Linked DNA regions of Homo sapiens: region 2 is linked to region 1. The links are chromatin contacts, found by Hi-C in ENCODE. All regions are on one chromosome and are shown on one strand. The core of a region is the stretch at or near the end of the contact, and the rest is flanking DNA. Distances in the headings are between cores, read along the strand shown.

Region 1 (5,514 bases), core at 2,859-5,358:
CAAATGAACTTTCTTTGTCTTTAAGTAGCTTAAGCAAGTTAATTTGAAATGTTTTGCTCTTTTATGCTATAAATGTATTTATTTTTTGCTACAACTGAATTTCCATGGGTGTTCAGAGTATATGCAAGAGTTAGTGAGAGTGAACTAGCTGATTCTTCATGTTTATCAAGTATTTCGAGTTTTCAGAGCAATTTTATATTACATGATATCATCTTCCTGGATCTTTTTAGTAGTCTTCAGTGTTATGCATTACACTATTGCCTTCATTTTATAGATGGTAAAAGGAAAGCACAGGGAGGTTAAATGATACAGAATCAGGGATCTCTATTGCTATTTGAAAACTTATCCAACATCTACTCTAAGCACCTGATTTTTAATAGTGGAAATAACAGAGGCTTATGGAGATATAAAAATAATAGATAATGTTTAGTGAATGCTTACTATATGCCAGGCATCATTCTATATCCTTTACATTTTTATTCTTGCCACAACACTATAAGGTAGACATGATTGTTCCTCCTACTTTGAAGATGAGTAAAGCAAGATGCAGAGAAGCTAAATATCTTACCCAAAGTTGCATAGCTACTTGGTGGAAGTCTGGCTCACTTCTGGCAACCCACTCAGAAAAAGTAGAATCAAGAATCAAGATGATAGCTCAGAATTCTTCTTTACAATTGAGTACTCTTTCCACCACCAGACAGCATGGCACCTGGAGGCATTGCTTGGGGTTTGAGTTGGGTCTTCAAGGAATAACAGACCCTCTGTTAATCTATGGACTTTGATAAAAGCAGTAGAGTATAGATGTAGGCATATTTTTATTTATTTGTCATTCATAGCCAAATTCTAAAAAGAGATAGAATTTTAAAAATAAGTGTAAATGCAATGGAACAAGAAGGAATGCTTATGACAAAGGTAGACTAAGAATAGTTACTGCAAAGGGGCTAAATTTAACTCTGGTAATCTGTACAGTTAAGACTAAAAGGAAAACAGGCCCTGTGACTTTAAGAATATTCACTTAACCCCCCTGATCTTAGTTCCCCTATTTGTAAAGGCAGAGAGTGATAGTACCTACCTTGCAGCGTTGTAAGGAGCAAACGATAATGTATGTAAGGTGCTTAATGACTCCTGACATTTGGTAAGCTCTCCATAAATAGCAGCTATTATTAATTACCGTAGAAGTTCTGGAGGTAGGCCCAGGGGAAAGGGGCTGAGTATCAGTGCTGACTGTAAGGGATCACAGATTCGATATGTCTACTATAGTGGGACATTTGTTTGTTTTACAGTGGCCTGTTCTATAGCATCTTTACAGACCAGTTGAAATGCAACCTTAGTGTGATCAATCTAGATCCTGAGATCAACCCTGAGGGATTCTGCATCCTCCTGGACTTCATGTACACATCTCGGCTCAATTTGCGGGAGGGCAACATCATGGCTGTGATGGCCACGGCTATGTACCTGCAGATGGAGCATGTTGTGGACACTTGCCGGAAGTTTATTAAGGCCAGGTGAGTTGCTACCCGGGTGGAAGCGTCGGAGATGGAAGAGATAGTCCCCGATCAGAAACCTTTGATAATTCATGCATACAGAAAAAATACTCCTCTATGATATGCTGCAACCCACATTTCCACTCTTGTTGCACACTTCTGCTCTTCTTAACTCTTGTGCCCCAGGCAGACTTAACTCCTGTGGCTATACAGGTATGTCCTATGCATTACCGCATCTTGCTTTCTTCCATTCACTTAATATACCCTCTCCTCCCACCCATCCTGCAAGGCTAATCTTGGATGCCAGCTCTTCCATGGAAGTGTTTCTGATTAACACTTTTCCTCCCTCAGCTCTTCCTCTGTGTTGTGAAGCATTTTGCTGGTGCTTTAAACTTTCCTTCTATTTTAATATTTGCATATGTATTTTAGTTCTCCTTTAGACTTCTATTATAACTATTTACATATGTGCCTTAGTTCCCGACCAGACTGTGAGCTACTCAAGGTTATAGGGGCTATCTTACTCACCTTTTATGTCACGCTGCTCCTACTAGGCAGGACATTTATTGAATTGAATGGAGTTCACTGAGTTTAATCTCCTACCTGAGGGGTGATAAGACATGACCTTCATTTAAAGATGAGGAACTTGAGATCCAAAGAAGTGAAGAGCTTCACTAAGTGCAACAGAGACTCAGAGCTTAACTTCTTTAGAACCTTTTGATCCAGCCATGCTAGGGTGATTGCATCCTCGCTCAAACAGAAGGGTTTTCCAGGCTGTGTTTGAAAACCTCCAGGAGCCAGGAACTCAGTGTTCCCAGAACCACACAGCATACCTTGGACAGTTAGAAAGCTTCTCTTTTTGGCTTCTCTTTAACCTTCTTATGGGTTCTAGCTCCGTTAACTGTGATCATGGTGAGCTTGCCTATTTATTTCACCCACATGATGTTCCTTCAGGTATATACAGCTAGAGTTCTTTGTCTCCTGTGAGTGATGACGGTGGCAAGATCATCATTGCTGTCATTTACAAGTACTTTCAGTGGCTCAGGCCTTGTGCTTAGAATGGCTGAGTAACTGGCTCCATGTCACCAGCTGCTAAGTGGCACAGCTAGGTTTGCAAACCAGGTCTGGCTGCTCTAGACCAGGGATTCATACATTGGCATTTGCTGCCTGTTCTTTATGTAAACTTTCATCAGCATCTGGGACAAGTTCTTTCTTCAGTAGGCTACTCGTTTGTGTATGATCCTCCAAAAGTGTCATACCAACATTGTATAAATTCTTTTCCTGTTTCCCTATGTGTAAAATGGAGATAATAATAACCACCTTTCCTTCCTTTCAGGATTTTGCATGGGTGAAGTGAGATAAGGGCTTTGAAAGTTTTATGTGAGCTATAAAATTTCATAACATCAGAAGAGCTATAGATTCACACACATGCATAGATATGTGCCTTAAACATACAAGATTATGTCTAATCAGGCATAGATCATGCCGGAAACTCACTTCCCTTCTCTGGGACTCAGTCTTCCCAATTTCAGGCTGGATTTCCAGGCTTCTAGCATAAATGCGTTGTAATTGTGGTTCCCTGCTCCAGAGCCACGTCACCTATGTCTAGCTAATTCAAACACAGATGTGGTTATATAAGTGTCACTGGAAGGTCATCTATTTAACAGTTCTGATTTGGGGCCGGTGTCTTTCCTCTTTTTTTCTTTCACAGTGAAGCAGAGATGGTTTCTGCCATCAAGCCTCCTCGTGAAGAGTTCCTCAACAGCCGGATGCTGATGCCCCAAGACATCATGGCCTATCGGGGTCGTGAGGTGGTGGAGAACAACCTGCCACTGAGGAGCGCCCCTGGGTGTGAGAGCAGAGCCTTTGCCCCCAGCCTGTACAGTGGCCTGTCCACACCGCCAGCCTCTTATTCCATGTACAGCCACCTCCCTGTCAGCAGCCTCCTCTTCTCCGATGAGGAGTTTCGGGATGTCCGGATGCCTGTGGCCAACCCCTTCCCCAAGGAGCGGGCACTCCCATGTGATAGTGCCAGGCCAGTCCCTGGTGAGTACAGCCGGCCGACTTTGGAGGTGTCCCCCAATGTGTGCCACAGCAATATCTATTCACCCAAGGAAACAATCCCAGAAGAGGCACGAAGTGATATGCACTACAGTGTGGCTGAGGGCCTCAAACCTGCTGCCCCCTCAGCCCGAAATGCCCCCTACTTCCCTTGTGACAAGGCCAGCAAAGAAGAAGAGAGACCCTCCTCGGAAGATGAGATTGCCCTGCATTTCGAGCCCCCCAATGCACCCCTGAACCGGAAGGGTCTGGTTAGTCCACAGAGCCCCCAGAAATCTGACTGCCAGCCCAACTCGCCCACAGAGTCCTGCAGCAGTAAGAATGCCTGCATCCTCCAGGCTTCTGGCTCCCCTCCAGCCAAGAGCCCCACTGACCCCAAAGCCTGCAACTGGAAGAAATACAAGTTCATCGTGCTCAACAGCCTCAACCAGAATGCCAAACCAGAGGGGCCTGAGCAGGCTGAGCTGGGCCGCCTTTCCCCACGAGCCTACACGGCCCCACCTGCCTGCCAGCCACCCATGGAGCCTGAGAACCTTGACCTCCAGTCCCCAACCAAGCTGAGTGCCAGCGGGGAGGACTCCACCATCCCACAAGCCAGCCGGCTCAATAACATCGTTAACAGGTGATTTCAGAGACTGTCTGGGTCTGAGGTCAGGGGTTACCTGGGCAGGGTTCCATGTCGTTTCTTCTTTTCTTGCCTGAATTGCTGAGCCTATTAGAGGTGTGGAATCAGTGCCTATAGATTGAGTTAGTCTGAGTAAGGAAGTATTTTACACTTAAGTAGTGTATATTTTTTCATAGCAAGAGAGATAATTCCCTTCTGGGGCAGAATAGCATTCTGTAAATCCCACAGGCACTTCCTGTGGTCTTGATGTAGCAGGGGACCATCCTACTACCCTTGGACTGAGAGAGATTGTGGGCTGCGGGGAAGCTCTGGCTCAGTTTGACCCTGGTCAGTGATCTTTCTGCAGATACTGTTTGGAGATAAACTTGAGGACAACTCTGGGGTCTCAGAGCTTGAGTGGGCAGCCCAGCTCTGGCCTCTGGGCTTGCCTACACACAGGGAGGAGAGGGTGGTCTTGAGGCCCTGCCCCAGGTGCTGAGGCTGTTTTTACTCCTGTCCATAGGTCCATGACGGGCTCTCCCCGCAGCAGCAGCGAGAGCCACTCACCACTCTACATGCACCCCCCGAAGTGCACGTCCTGCGGCTCTCAGTCCCCACAGCATGCAGAGATGTGCCTCCACACCGCTGGCCCCACGTTCCCTGAGGAGATGGGAGAGACCCAGTCTGAGTACTCAGATTCTAGCTGTGGTGAGTCCTTTTCCCTCCCTCCTCTTGTCAGGGAGAAGGAAGGCCCCTCTGCTCCATAGGTTTTGTGCTCCATTTTACTTATGCTGTTGTCTCTGATTGGAGCAGTCCTCAATTGGAAGTCCACTGGCACTCCAAGTCACCAGCCGTTCATCCCACGCTTCGCTTCTTGGGGAACTGGGTTAACCAAAGCAAGGGATGGGGTTTTAGAGTTGATCTGGGGTAATCAAGACTTACCATACAGTCATTTTAGCTTCATGCCAGCAAAAGTAGCTTGTGGGGCTGGCTGTAACTCCCAGAGCTTTCTCCATTCCTCTATACCAAAATGACTAGGACTGACCTGTGTGCATGTTATTCTCTGCCAGGCTGTACATTCTGTAAGGAGAAGCATCTGACCTTATTCATTCTCACATCCCCCATAGGTAGTAGTAAGTCCCTAGCATGGGGTAGGAACTCAGTAATATTAGTCGAGTTAAAAGAGTTGAAGAGAATTATTAAATTGCAGTTTCTGGATAGTTGGTGGTTGGCATTCCCAGTTTTTACCAGACAAAAAAGTCTAAATCTTCGCCCAGCTCTGGCTACAGTAATAGAGCCCAGTAGTACCTAATCAGGGTAAAATCACCGTGACTTCTCATTTTCAAATTGTTACAACAAATGAAAAAA
Region 2 (5,698 bases), core at 305-2,804, 2.2 Mb before region 1:
CTAGCTGAGGACACTTAGCTAGGAGGAGACCATGATCTCATCGTTTTGGAAGCCCGTGGGCAGATGTCATAGTCTCCACCTGTGGAGCTGCAGCGGTATGAATTAAGACCAATGGGTAGAAGCCCTGGAGGGAAAATTTGGGCTCCACACAAGGAATAACTTTCAAATAGTCACCACAGTTTGGCAGAATTGTCTGCTTTGGAAGCACTGATTGGATGGCTCCAATCAAAGCCCAGGCAACTGCTTAGCATGGAACGCTGAAATGGAATCTAAAACATCGTAGCAGAGGCTTAACTGGATGACCTCCAAATCTTCTCCAGCCCTAAGTATTGATGAAGCTATGAAATTCTATTCTTAAAACTGGCATTCTATCCAGTTTTCCTTGTTAGGTTCCTAAGTTGAATCCAATTTCATCAGAAACTATTTAAAAATAATGCGTTTTTCTCATATACTTTTCACCATCAAATCTAACTTACAAAGTGTTTCCCCACATTCCCTAAGCCATTCTTTCACATATTTTACAAAAGACCTATTGTGACCTTTTATTGTACAGAAGAGCTATTATTATCTGCCTTGGAAACTCTGCTAGATAGGCCCTAGGGGTAGAAGGGTGAACAGAACAAGGTCCTGGACTATGAGGAGCTTGGACAGAACAGCTAGTAAATACGCTGTAAGAAGAGAACAGTATATGTTTTGTAGCAGGGAATCAAGGAAGACTTCTATAAGCTCAGACCTAGAAGCAAAGACGATAGCCAGGCATAGAAAAAATGGCCCTGGCTGGGCGTGGTGGCTCACGCCTATAATCCCTGCACTTTTGGAGGCCTAGGTGGGTGGATCACCTGAGGTCAGGAGTTGGAGACCAGCCTGGCCAACATGGTGAAACCCCATCTCTACTAAAAATACAAAAATTAGCCTGGCGTGGTGGCACGCACCTGTAATCCCAGCTGCTCGGGAGCCTGAGGCAGGGGAATCGCTTGAACCCAGGAGGTGGAGGCTGCAGTTGCAGTGAGCTGAGATCACTCCACCACACTGTAACCTGGGCGACAAGAGTGAGACTCTGTCTTAAAAAAAAAAAAAAAAAAAAAAAAGAAGAAGAAGAAAAAGAAAGAAAGGCCCTGACAAAAGGACCAGAGCACAGAGTCCTGAAAACCTCAAGGGAGCAGCAAACAATTGCCTTCCCCTATCATTACTTTATATCCTGGTATTTTCCATCTCCAAAATGTTAGCATTCCATCAAAGCATTTTTTTTTAAACTAAGGAACCTATGTCAATGGGTAGACAGTGAAGATAAAATTATTGAAATATTACCTCACTATTCTAGTATTCAATTCAGCAGACATTTAATCTATTTCATCATTCAGTATCCAAACTCCCTTTTCCAAGGTATTGTTCTCTCAAAATAAGCTAACACAAAGTAAGTTCTCTTTGCTCCTTTGTAATAGGAAACATCAACGCCAGCGTCCCTTCCTCTGATGGAAAAGTACTAGAAAACCTCTCCAGTCTTCAGGCCGTAGCGGCATCTAGTGGCCACAGTGGGAAATGACCAGAACTTTTTCCTCAGCTAAATTAGCCCAGGCTGTGAATCATTCTTTGCTACACGTGGAGATCATCTATTGATCGTTACAAACTACTAACATCTGTGTTTCAGGAGTTTTAAGAGCTCCCCAGGTGATTCTAACGTGCAGCAGCAGAGTTTGGGAGTTCCTGGCCTAGACGTCTTTTTGCAGATTGAATCTCAGAAAAAAAAAATGCCTACCTATGAACAAGTCATTAGAGCTGGCCGATTCTCATGCTTATTATGAATTACTTTAAAGGGTCTCAGTTCTCAAGGAGTATTTAGCAACATCCTTTTAAGGATGCAAGGATGTTCGAAGCTTCATATATATTGGTTCCAGCTCTTGAATTTCTTTCCCTTAATGAGAAACAAGATTACAATCATTTCTTGTGGTCAACAGATGTGAAAGCTTTGTATGTGTGTCGATTTGTTAAGTATCAGGATTGTTTTCCTTGGCCGGGCACGGTGGCTCAGTCCTGTAATCCTAGCACTTGGGGAGGCCGAGGCGGGCAGATCACCTGAGGTCAGGGGTTCGAAACCAGCCTGGCCAACATGGCGAAACCCCGTCTCTACTAAAATTACAAAAATTAGCCAGGCATGGTGGCATATGCCTGTAATCCCAGCTACTGGGGAGGCTGAGGCAGGAGAATCACTTGAATCCAGGAGGTGGAGGTTGCTGTAACCCGAGATCGCACCACTGCACTCCAACCTGGGCAACAGAGTGAGACTCTGTCTTGAAAAAAAAAAAAAAGATTGTTTTCCTTATATTTGTAAAGTAGTACTTGGGCTTTTTATTTAGATGTGGCAGCAACTTAATTTTCTGTTATTTAGTATATCTAGTCCTTTTAGTTGCCTTTTTGTAAACATTTTTTATTACAAGCTCTTGCATGAAAGGGGCTTTGTTTTCAATTCATAAAATAGTTATTTATTTAACTTACTGTGCGCAGGCACTGTGTTAAAGACCGCCTATGGGGAATGCACACTAGTAGGATATAATTCCTATTTTCAAGGAGCTTGAAGTCAAATTGGAGAAATAATACAAGGACCCAACTAATTAAACCACAAGGCAAGTTTTGGTAAGAATCCTTAGCAGCAAATGCGTGGTTTGAGGGATATCAAAAAGCAATCCAAAAAGGCTTCTTTGAGGAGATGGCATTTGAAAAAAAGCTTTAAAAGATCAATTTCTTTAGGGAGAGGCATTTTAGACAGAGAAAGGCTTCATCCATTTACACATTTACTCATCAAAGAAAATAGAACTCTTGCCACATGTCAGTGGCTTTTCTGAGCACTGAAAATACAGTAGTGACCAAGAAGATAAGATGCCCTGCTCTTCTGGAGCTTACATTCTAGTGGAAGGAAACAGATCCCAAAAAAGTAAAAAATAAATAAATAATCGAGAGATTTTTCACACGGTGACCAATGATGTGTGGAAAATGGAACAAGACAACTGATTCTGGAGTGAAAGGGTAGGAGCGGCAAATTGTGAGGCCTCGCCAAACAAGTGGCATGTGAGCTGAAACCTAATAAATTAGAAGTCCACTAGGATAAATGTCTGGAGGAGAGTATTCCAGGCAGAGGACAAGCTGCAAAGGCCCAGAGACAATAAGATGTTTGGAGTCACCAAGAAACAAAGAAAGCCAGAGCATCTGGAATATGGCAGACAAGAGGGAGAGTGGCTTCAGTAGAGGACGTGGAGGCGGCAGGAGTCGGATTCCACAGGCTGATTGGGAAATGCGAATTGTATTCTAACTAGTGGAAAGTCATGTAGTCCCCACACCCCAACACACACACACACACACACACACACACACACACACACACACACACACACACATATCTCCTCCAGTCCTGGAGAGTTACAGGATACAGAAGATTACTTTAGCTAACATGTGGTCTTGGACTGGAGTAGTAATAGAGAAGGTAAAAAGAGATGGAAGATTTGAGATACAATTTGGAGGTAGACCAGCTGCACCTGCTGATGGATTAATGTGAGGAATAAAAGAAAGCGTAGAATATAATGGGAGCATCCAGAGAAACACTTAATTCAGAATCGGATTAGGGAATTCTTTTGAAAGTGTTACATTCAGGGAGCTTGAGGTAAGTTAAGAAGTTGGAATATAAGGTGAGGAGAAGGGAGGCAAAATAAACCTAAAGAAGAGAGAAAGGTATGAATAAGAAGAGAGAACAAACACCACATATTCTCACTCATAGGTGGGAATTGAACAATGAGAACACATGGACACAGGAAGGGGAATATCACACTCTGGGGACTGTTGTGGGGTGGGGGGAGGGGGGAGGGATAGCATTGGGAGATATACCTAATGCTAGATGACGAGTTAGTGGGTGCAGCGCACCAGCATGGCACATGTATACATATGTAACTAACCTGCACATTGTGCACATGTACCCTAAAACTTAAAGTATAATAATAAAAAATAAATAAATAAATAAAAGAAAAAAAAAAGAAGAGACAGGTGTAAAGCAACTTCTTATAAGCACACCAAGAAAAGTAGACCTGAAACTTCAAGCAGTAGGGACCCATTGAAGAGCTGTGAGTAGGAAAGAGATATAATCAGATATAAGCCAGTAGGATTCATTAGAAGCATGTGAGGGTGAGTAGTGAAACAGCGAGAGCAATTTGGAGGCTGCGGCAGTAATTAAGAGATGATGAGGGCTTACAATGGTGGCTCTCAAGAGGGAGCGATTGGCCGGGTGCAGTGGCTCACTCCTGTAATCCCAGCACTTTGGGAGGGCGAGGCGGGTGGATCACCTGAGGTCGGGAGTTTGAGACCAAGCCTGGTCAACATGGTAAAAATATAAAAAATTAGCCGGGCATGGTGGTGAGCGCCTGTAAACCCAGGTACTTGGGAGGCTGAGGCAGGAGAATCGCTTGAACCCGGGAGGCAGAGGTTGCAGTGAGCCGAGATCGCGTCACTGGACTCCAGCCTGGGCAACAAGAGCAAAATTCCATCTCAAAAAAAAAAAAAAAAAAAAAGAGGGAGCAATGTTGCCCTCTAGTGGACATTTGGCAATATCTGGGGGTTGGTGGGGGAGGTTGTTACTGACACCTGTGGTAGGTAGAGAGGACGGGGTGTCGCTGAGCATCCTGCAGGGCACAGGGCAGCACCACCCTCCCACCCCCCAACAAATAATTATCTGGTCTAAAAATGTCAATCAGACCAAAATTGAGAAACCCTGACCTAAACTCCGGCAACAATAGTGCATTGAGGAGAAAGGGGCAGAGACAGCAGATAGAACAGAATAGGTGACTTATCAGATGCAGGAAACCATGGTCGGGCTTTTAAGGCAAATAGGTGAGCGATGTTGGTCTTTACCGAGAGAGAGCCTACGTGAAGAACAGAGCAGGTTCTTGGGGAGAAAATGGTGAATTCAGCTTGACCACTGAACTGAGTTGGAGATGGCTATGGGGCCATGAATTAGAAAGAGTAGGAAGCAGTTGAACATACAGTCGTTCTTTGCAGGAGAGAAAATCTTAGAAAGTAATTGCTTAGGACCCAGGAATGTTAGGAGAAGGCATCTGTCTGGGGATGAAGAGGAGGTGTTCAATGCTTAACTGGATATAGCATCAACCCATGTACAGATGGATGCCAGGAAGTGTTTGGGAAGCGTCTGCTGATGAGACTGATTATTATGCTTGTAACAGAAATGTGTAAATTGTCTTTTTTGCAGGAGCGAATACAGGCTGATGAAGTGATTGCAATTCTGGATCAAGAACAGCAAGGGAAGCATGAACTGAATATCAACCCTAAAGATGAGCTATAAAAATGAGAAAGAATGTTCTATCAAATATTTATTTAAATTGTTAATCTTATGAGAACCTTTTTATTTTTGTACAGAGCCATGGTATAAATTAACAGGTTAATGTCAGTCATCAGATCTTCCTTCTCTTCCTAAGGATGCTTGTGTTGCCTCAATCTATCAATCTATCTTTCTTGTTTTGGGTTGTTTTCTCTCTCTCTCTCTCTCTCTCTCTTCTTAGAGACATGGTCTAACCATGTTGTCTAGGATATAGGGCAGTGGCTATTCACAGATGTGATGATAGCACACTGGAGCCTCAAACTCTTAGGCTCAGGCGATCCTTCAAGCCTCCCGGGGAGCTGGGACCACAGGCACGTGCCACCA

The links. Hi-C counts contacts between places; a loop is a spot of excess contacts on that map. Pooled maps may share reads with other maps.
Region 2: a map with no recorded cell type shows a loop between it and region 1 (5-fold over the local background). The contact joins two enhancer-like sites. A Hi-C loop is called at or near these places in 2 of 168 maps with a recorded cell type or tissue (CD8-positive, alpha-beta T cell and naive thymus-derived CD4-positive, alpha-beta T cell), 1 of 37 single-sample maps with no recorded cell type and 10 of 50 pooled maps.

The regions. Positions count from the first base shown.
Region 1 is chr3:187,727,700-187,733,213 of GRCh38, reverse strand. BCL6 (BCL6 transcription repressor) reads left to right here. Exons shown (of 10, transcript NM_001706.5): 4 at 1,284-1,505; 5 at 3,193-4,164; 6 at 4,670-4,854. LOC100131635 (hCG1645011-like) reads right to left here. Exons shown (of 3, transcript NR_034062.1): 3 at 799-843. Among named protein-coding and RNA genes, the nearest start is that of BCL6-AS1, 13 kb to the left of the region's middle. Within about 2 kb of position 4,108, at least 3 of the 41 ENCODE cell types and tissues checked have a DNase peak (open chromatin) inside an H3K27ac peak, as active enhancers do.
Region 2 is chr3:189,957,552-189,963,249 of GRCh38, reverse strand. P3H2 (prolyl 3-hydroxylase 2) reads left to right here. Exons shown (of 15, transcript NM_018192.4): 15 at 5,246-5,698. The coding sequence ends at 5,338. Among named protein-coding and RNA genes, the nearest start is that of MIR944, 130 kb to the right of the region's middle. Within about 2 kb of position 1,554, at least 4 of the 41 ENCODE cell types and tissues checked have a DNase peak (open chromatin) inside an H3K27ac peak, as active enhancers do.